Regions from separate parts of the Homo sapiens genome. Here region 1 is linked to region 2. Evidence: chromatin contacts called from ENCODE Hi-C data. All regions are on one chromosome and are shown on one strand. The core of a region is the stretch at or near the end of the contact, and the rest is flanking DNA. Distances in the headings are between cores, read along the strand shown. Region 1 holds the start of SH2B2 (SH2B adaptor protein 2). Region 2 holds the start of UFSP1 (UFM1 specific peptidase 1).

What was found. A loop is a pair of places that touch in the nucleus more often than their neighbours do. Pooled maps may share reads with other maps.
Region 1: a loop to region 2 is called in a map with no recorded cell type, with 5 times the contacts of the local background. The contact joins the promoter of SH2B2 here to the promoter of UFSP1 in region 2. A Hi-C loop is called at or near these places in 1 of 168 maps with a recorded cell type or tissue (heart right ventricle), 1 of 37 single-sample maps with no recorded cell type and 8 of 50 pooled maps.

The regions. Positions count from the first base shown.
Region 1 is chr7:102,284,156-102,288,177 of GRCh38, reverse strand. SH2B2 (SH2B adaptor protein 2) reads right to left here and starts at 1,310. Exons shown (of 9, transcript NM_001359228.2): 1 at 1,084-1,310. RefSeq lists silencers at 803-1,342, 1,413-1,992, 3,770-3,954.
Region 2 is chr7:100,887,733-100,891,383 of GRCh38, reverse strand. It overlaps UFSP1 (UFM1 specific peptidase 1), which reads left to right and starts at 1,669. Exons shown (of 1, transcript NM_001430944.2): 1 at 1,669-2,663. The coding sequence starts at 1,885. The coding sequence ends at 2,541. It overlaps SRRT (serrate, RNA effector molecule), which reads right to left. Exons shown (of 20, transcript NM_015908.6): 17 at 3,525-3,651; 18 at 3,241-3,342; 19 at 3,001-3,127; 20 at 2,720-2,910. The coding sequence ends at 2,835. It overlaps ACHE (acetylcholinesterase (Yt blood group)), which reads left to right. Exons shown (of 5, transcript NM_000665.5): 4 at 46-215; 5 at 1,049-1,390. The coding sequence ends at 1,170. RefSeq lists silencers at 226-275, 347-504, 1,596-1,645 and enhancers at 1-442, 666-725, 443-1,176.

The sequences.
Region 1 (4,022 bases), core at 61-2,560, 1.4 Mb before region 2:
AGAGGCAGTCAAAACCTCTTGGGGAAACCACACCCCCTGCCCCCAGTCCTCCCAGAGGAGCTCCAGGGACCTGACTCTGGGACGCAATTCCTGCCGGGAGTTGCCGGTCCCTTAGCCAGGAGGCAGGCAGCACCATCCCATTTTACAGGGTAGGTGATGTTGGCTCGGGGGCATTGGTAGGGCTCCACCCAGGTCTGACAGCCTAGCCTGAGGCTCTCCCTTGCACTAGCTCGAAGTGCACGTAGATCCTGGCTTATTCGTGTTCAGAGTCTCGCCTGGGGCTGCCCGGTCTGCCTTGCGTGGCTCCTGAGAGGCTCCAGTCACTGCAGACTTCCCTCCCTGAAGGCCCCCACTTCGGGGCTGCAGGGGGCCAGGATGCGTCCCTGCCTCTGCCCGGCTTCAGCCCGCTGGGCTGGCGCGGTTCCGGCCCGCGCAGCCCGCAGGTTCATCAATGGCCGAGGCCCAAGGGCCTGAATGGAGGGCACGAACCCGCCCCTTCTTAAAGGCGCCGGCCTCTTGGGCACCCTCCACGATCCTCCCGGCAATCGGGGGCTCCGGGGAGCTCCCCGGCTGGGCAGGTCGAGAAAGGGGGGCCTGGGCCAAAGGGAGGGCGTGCCTGTGGCCTGGAGGAGGTCCTCCCCGATCCCATCCCGTGGCCCTCACCCTCATTCTAGGTTGACGCCCCCTCCCAGCGCTCCCAGCGTAGGGAAGAGACCTGGGCACCCCTTCCCCCAACCAGAGACCCCTCCTCTAAGGACCCGGCTGCTCTCGCCCCACTACCCGGCCGGGGCCCTAGCAGGGGGCGGGGGCGCAGCTGCTCCAGAGGCGGCTCGGCCCCTCCAGCGGCTCCCCGCCCCGCCCGGGATGGGGATCGGGGAGCAGATCCCAGCCGGGGGCGCCTCCCCTCCCTCGCGCGCCCTCCTCCCTCCCACCCGCGCACACAAAGACGACACGCGCGGACCAAGGCGCGTGCGGCCGCTCTCCTTCGGGCAGCGGTGCGCACACAGCGCACGTCCCCGGGGACAGACAGGGGTCCCGGGGGAAGGACCAGGGAGCGAGGAACTGGGTATAAGGAGGCCATACCTACAGGCGCGCAGCTGCGGCCGAGCGGGCTGGGGCGCCGGCTGAGCGCTGCCCGGACCGCGGCCGGGCTCCCCGGGCCCGGTGGCTCATGGCCCGCGGCGGACTGGGCTCCCTCCCTCGTTCACCGCCTCGAAGGCTCCTGCGCTCCTCGCGGTCCCGGCGCGTCCCCCGCGCGGCTCTCTGGCAGCCGAGCTCCGCGCGCTCCAAGCCCAGCCCCAGCGCGGCGCGCCCCTCCGCCCGCGAGGCGCGCGCCTCCCGGCCCCGCCCCGCCCCCGCCCCCGCCGCGAGCCCCGGCCCCGCCCCCCCTCGCGCGTCCTGGCCCCGCCCCCTCCCGCCCCCACTTGCGCCGCTCAGGCCCCGCCCCCGGCCATCCGCGGAGCCCGAGCGGCGCCGGTGGCCGGTGCTTGCTGGCTCCCCGCAGCTGCGGTGCCGAGACTGCCCGGTCCTGGGGCCCGGAGAGAGGGGTTAGGAGCCGGCTCCGAGTCGCCCCATCTGGGCGGGGGTCCCCATGTCGCCGAGCCGGCCCCAGGCCAGGCGCGGGACTCCCACTCCTCCTCGTGGAGGCCACCCCTCGAGCCCGCGGTGGTGGTGGCCCCGGGAGCGCGGAGCGTGGGGCCGGGGGAATGTCCTGCGTGGCGGGTGTATGGGACGCGGACGCCCTCGAAGCGCCCCTCGCTGACGGGTGCTTCGCGGGAGCCGCCGCTGTGGCCAGACTCTCCGCAGCAGGGACAATGGGAGCCTGGAGGAGGCCTGGATGTCGCAACGGAGGAAGTCGACGCCTGGTTCTCATAAATCTCGAGGGCGCCACCACGCCCCCTCCCTGCAGCCCTCCGGTGCGGGAAATCGCCCCCGGGCCACAGGGCGGGACGGCCCCCCTGAGCGCAGTGCCCCCACCACCCAGCCTTCGCTGTGATGGGGGCCTGATGCCACCCGGAGAGGTGTCAGAGATCATAGAGGGGCGATGAGGGGCCACAACCCTGGCACCTTCCTCACCCCTGCCTGGCTCCAGAACTCGCCTGCTTTAGGGCAGAGACCAGTGGGGCTGAGGAAACAGTCCCGCTGGGCTTTGCGGGGCATTTGTAGCCTGACCCCTGGTGCTGAGGGCACAGCGCGGGGGCTCTGGGAGGCTTCCTGAAAGAGGTGCAGGGGGCTCAGCAGGCCTGGAAGGGGTCTGAGAGGGGAGGGAGGGCTTCGGTGGGGGCAGAGGTGTGGAAAGGGCCGCTCAGAGAAGAGAGTAGTCTTGCTCCTGGAGATAGCAGGGGGGGACCCCTGGGTGTCTTCTCCCCTCATCTCCCTCCTTGTCCCCTGCCCCCACCTCTGGCAGTTCTGTCCTGGTCTCCTTGCCAGCCGGAGCTGCCTCCATCTGTCGCCCTCCCGGGCCCAAACTGACCTCTGACTTTTCCCAGAGCCATTTCCCATCTCTAATTTACAGACAAGGGTTTTTATCAAACCCTTCTTAGGGATGGAAAGGTGGGGCTTCCAGAGTTGAAGGTGGAGGGGACAGAGCCTTCACCTGCTGCCCAAAACCCCGGTGCTGCCCTCCACGGGGGCACGGAAGACAGGCAGACCCCTTCCCTGCCCCACATCTCGGCTCTGTTCCCTCCGCAGGACCAGGCCAGCAGACACTTTAATGAAAGCTTCGGCAGTGGGCCAGCCCTCGATCGGAGCTGCACACAGGCCTGCACGCCTGGTTGGGAACCAGGACACCTATGAATGAGGCCGGGAAGGGGGAGGAGGGGGTGCCCGAGAGTGGGAGAAAGGGAAGCTCCATACATGGCCTGGTTGTGGTCTCCACCCTCCTGGGAGAGGGGAGAGCCTGACCCGCGGTGGACTAACCTGGTTCAGAGTAGTGGGCTGAACTCCACTGCTGGGATGATAGCGGCCAGAGAGGGTCCTGAGATGGGAAGCCATGGGCAGGACAATAGCTTGGATCCATCCCCAGGGAGGAAGAAGTGAGGAGGGGCCGGCGGCAGAGCGCCTCGGACCCACAAGGAGGAACTGATGGAGATGTGGAAGTGGCTGTGGGGGTGGAGGGGGCGTGGTTGGCCAAGAGCAGCTGTCGCCTCGCTGGGGATAGGAATGAAGGTCAGGGAGGAAAGGTCCATCCTGGGTCCCTGAGGGCAGGAGGCTTGAGGGGCTTGGAAGAAGTCCTCATGGGGGAGATGAGGGGTGCTGGGACGGGGACCCCAAAGAAAGGCCCCTGGATACACATGCTTTAGACTGTTCAGAACTAAAATGGAGACAGAGGTAGCACAGGGGACCCTGGCCTGGTGGGCTGCAGTGGGGGACCTGGGTTTGCAGCCAGTCTTGTGACAGCTGGACAATGAGTTAATGCACCCACTCCAGACCCAGAGAATGCGCTCCTCTATCTGAGGCTGGGCTGGAGGTGAGGTGGCCCAGAACCTGTGTCTCGGGGGGTTCCCATGCGAGGCTGGTGCTCAGGGAGATTGATGGGCACGGGCTTTGCAGCCCCTGGCAGGCGGGGGCCCATGGGAAAGGGGAGCACAGAAAGGGAAGCAGAGATTCCCCAGGAACTGACGTGGACCAAGACACGTCATACACCCAACCACAGCCCGACAGGTGGTTTTTTTTTTTTTTTTGAGATGGAGTCTCACTCTGTTTCCCAGGCTGGAGTGCACTGGCACGATCTCAGCTCACTGCAACCTCCGCCTCCCGGGTTCAAACGATTCTCCTGCCTCACCCTCCTGAGTGGCTGGGATTACAGGCATGCGCCACCATGCCCAGCTAATTTTTGTATTTTTGGTAGAGACGGGGTTTCACCACGTTGGCCAGGCTGGTCACGAACTCCTGACCTCAAGTGATCCACCTGCCTCGGCCTCCCAAAGCGCTGGGATTACAGGTGTGACCCACCGCGCCTGGCCCCGGGTGGTTTTTGAATAAAGGAATGGGTTTCCCTTTTTGATGGTGCTACTTGTCCT
Region 2 (3,651 bases), core at 420-2,919:
TCCTCCCACTGCCCGTCTGGACTGAGCCTTCCCTTCCTTCCGCAGGGATCCCAATGAGCCCCGAGACCCCAAGGCCCCACAATGGCCCCCGTACACGGCGGGGGCTCAGCAGTACGTTAGTCTGGACCTGCGGCCGCTGGAGGTGCGGCGGGGGCTGCGCGCCCAGGCCTGCGCCTTCTGGAACCGCTTCCTCCCCAAATTGCTCAGCGCCACCGGTATGCAGGGGCCAGCGGGCAGCGGCTGGGAGGAGGGGAGTGGGAGCCCGCCAGGTGTAACCCCTCTCTTCTCCCCCTAGCCTCGGAGGCTCCCAGCACCTGCCCAGGCTTCACCCATGGGGAGGCTGCTCCGAGGCCCGGCCTCCCCCTGCCCCTCCTCCTCCTCCACCAGCTTCTCCTCCTCTTCCTCTCCCACCTCCGGCGGCTGTGAACACGGCCTCTTCCCCTACGGCCACAGGGGCCCCTCCTCTAATGAGTGGTCGGACCGTGGGGAAGGGCCCCACTCAGGGATCTCAGACCTAGTGCTCCCTTCCTCCTCAAACCGAGAGACTCACACTGGACAGGGCAGGAGGAGGGGGCCGTGCCTCCCACCCTTCTCAGGGACCCCCACGCCTTTGTTGTTTGAATGGAAATGGAAAAGCCAGTATTCTTTTATAAAATTATCTTTTGGAACCTGAGCCTGACATTGGGGGGAAGTGGGAGGCCCCGGACGGGGTAGCACCCCCCATTGGGGCTATAACGGTCAACCATTTCTGTCTCTTCTTTTTCCCCCAACCTCCCCCTCCTGTCCCCTCTGTTCCCGTCTTCCGGTCATTCTTTTCTCCTCCTCTCTCCTTCCTGCTGTCCTTCTCCGGCCCCGCCTCTGCCCTCATCCTCCCTCTCGTCTTTCGCACATTCTCCTGATCCTCTTGCCACCGTCCCACGTGGTCGCCTGCATTTCTCCGTGCGTCCTCCCTGCACTCATACCCCCCCTTCAACCCGCCCAAATGTCCGATCCCCGACCTTCCTCGTGCCGTCCTCCCCTCCCGCCTCGCTGGGCGCCCTGGCCGCAGACACGCTCGACGAGGCGGAGCGCCAGTGGAAGGCCGAGTTCCACCGCTGGAGCTCCTACATGGTGCACTGGAAGAACCAGTTCGACCACTACAGCAAGCAGGATCGCTGCTCAGACCTGTGACCCCGGCGGGACCCCCATGTCCTCCGCTCCGCCCGGCCCCCTAGCTGTATATACTATTTATTTCAGGGCTGGGCTATAACACAGACGAGCCCCAGACTCTGCCCATCCCCACCCCACCCCGACGTCCCCCGGGGCTCCCGGTCCTCTGCATGTCTCAGGCTGAGCTCCCTCCCCCGCGGTGCCTTCGCCCCTCTGGGCTGCCAATAAACTGTTACAGCCACGGGAGTGTGCGCGACTAGGGAGCCAGGGGTAGAGGCAGAACGCCGGAATCACGGGGGCCGAGTCTATGCAGGAGCGGGGCTGGAGGGCAAGAAACAGGCGAGCTCCGAGGCGGGCGCAAGGCAAAGGCCAACCCCTAGCCCTGCCCTGCCGGGCGGAGCTCGCGCCTGCGTAATGAGGCCCGCAGGCAGGCTAGCTGGCACGGCGGAGGGGAGGAGAGGGGAGGGGAGGGGAGGGGAGGGGAGGGGAGGGGCGGGGCGGGGCGGGGCGCGGCGGAGCATTGTGGGAGCTCCTCGGTCGGTGCCGGTCGGTGGCTGCCTATTGCGGCCTGCGGTGATCAACGAGGCCCGGGGAGCGCGTCCCCAGTCTGCGCGCCGGTCCTGCGGCAGCTGGCCCAAGACCCGGAGCCGAAAGGAAGTGTTGGAGCCTGAGGTCGCTCCGCGCCGCTAGGAGGACGCTGTGCCTGGCCTGGGACCTCCGCTCCCGCCCACCGCCCTGGAGCCGCTGAGGGACGTCCACGTGGGCCTGTCCCCGCCGAGCCGCGGCCCTGTCCGCCTGGCGCTGCTCTCGGGCCACTACCTCTACTACCACTACGGCTGCGACGGCCTGGACGACCGCGGCTGGGGCTGCGGCTACCGCACTCTGCAGACGCTGTGCTCGTGGCCAGAGGGCCAGCCCGCGGGCGTACCTGGACTGGCCGCCGTACAGGCGGCCCTGGAGGACATGGGCGACAAGCCCCCCGGCTTCCGGGGCTCCCGGGACTGGATCGGCTGCGTGGAGGCCAGCCTCTGCCTCGCTCACTTCGGAGGGCCCCAGGGACGCCTCTGCCACGTACCCCGGGGAGTGGGGCTGCACGGGGAGCTGGAGAGGCTTTACTCGCACTTCGCAGGGGGTGGGGGCCCAGTCATGGTTGGGGGGGACGCAGATGCCAGGTCCAAGGCCTTGCTGGGAGTCTGCGTAGGGTCAGGCACGGAAGCCTATGTCCTGGTATTGGACCCTCACTACTGGGGCACTCCAAAAAGCCCCAGTGAACTACAGGCTGCTGGGTGGGTGGGCTGGCAAGAGGTGAGTGCAGCCTTTGACCCCAACTCCTTCTACAACCTGTGCTTGACCAGCCTTAGCTCCCAACAGCAGCAGCGCACCTTGGACTGAGGACGAAGTTACAGAACTGAGATTCTCGGGTCCCAGACACGCACCTATGTACCTCCCACTGGTGTCCCTGCAAAGCCTGGCGCTTTTGACATCAATAATAAAAGTGGCAGGGCTGAGCAACACCTCAGGAGTTACTCTGGAAGGATGGAGGAGTTATGTAACACACGAGAGTCAGGAGCCCTGTGGAAGTGCTTTTATTAGCAGTAAGGCTGATCGTACAAAAAATTCTCAGAGCTTCATAGGACAAGGTAGTACAAGTATGGATGATACAGGACTGAGGAACGGGGGACGGCTCAAAAGAAATCAACATCGTCTGGGGCATCCAGGTCCCGATATTCCACAATGGCCCTTGGGTCTCCACGAACCATCCTGTGAGGTGAGAGGTACAGGATGAGAGCTGAGGGCTCCCAAAAGGGAGTCTGCAGGCGGCAACAAAGCTTGGGCGTCTGCCCTCCTCACCTGTTGCGAGGTTTCCCAGGATAACCTCCCTGGCCTCGGAAGGCATCATAGTTCCCTCGACCAGCACCATACGGGGCATGGGGGTATGGAGGGCCTCCTGTGGGGACTGCAGGGCGGACAGCACCAGCTATGACAGAGATCAGTGTTGAGTTGCAAAACTATGTCCTCAATTCCATCCTCTGTTTTCTTCTCCCAAAGCCACACACTCACCAAGCCCCTTCATCTCCCTCCTGTACTTACCTCCATAGCCCAAGATCGGGGGCCGGGGCTGACCATAGGGCATCAGGCCCTGGGGAGTCTGGTGTGGGTAGGGGAGTCCTGGGGTCAAACCTGGGGGGAGTACAACACGGACAGGGACATGAATTACTGCGGGGGCGGGGAGGGGGATACGGGTACAATTGACTTCTAGGGCTATGGCCTGAGGATGGGGCAGAAACTTCTCGGGGTGACACGTTAAAGAGAAACAGGAGTCCCTGGGTAGTCAAGGAAGAGGGCACATGCGACCTTCATGGATCGTATCTTACTCTGGGCGGGGCCAGGTGGCTGGGCTGGCTTGATCTCAGGCAGAGCTGGGCGCTTAGCATCAGTGAGGAAGTTGTTAAAAAACGCGACTTCCTTTTTCACTTCCTCAATTTTCTCTGCATGCTTGTT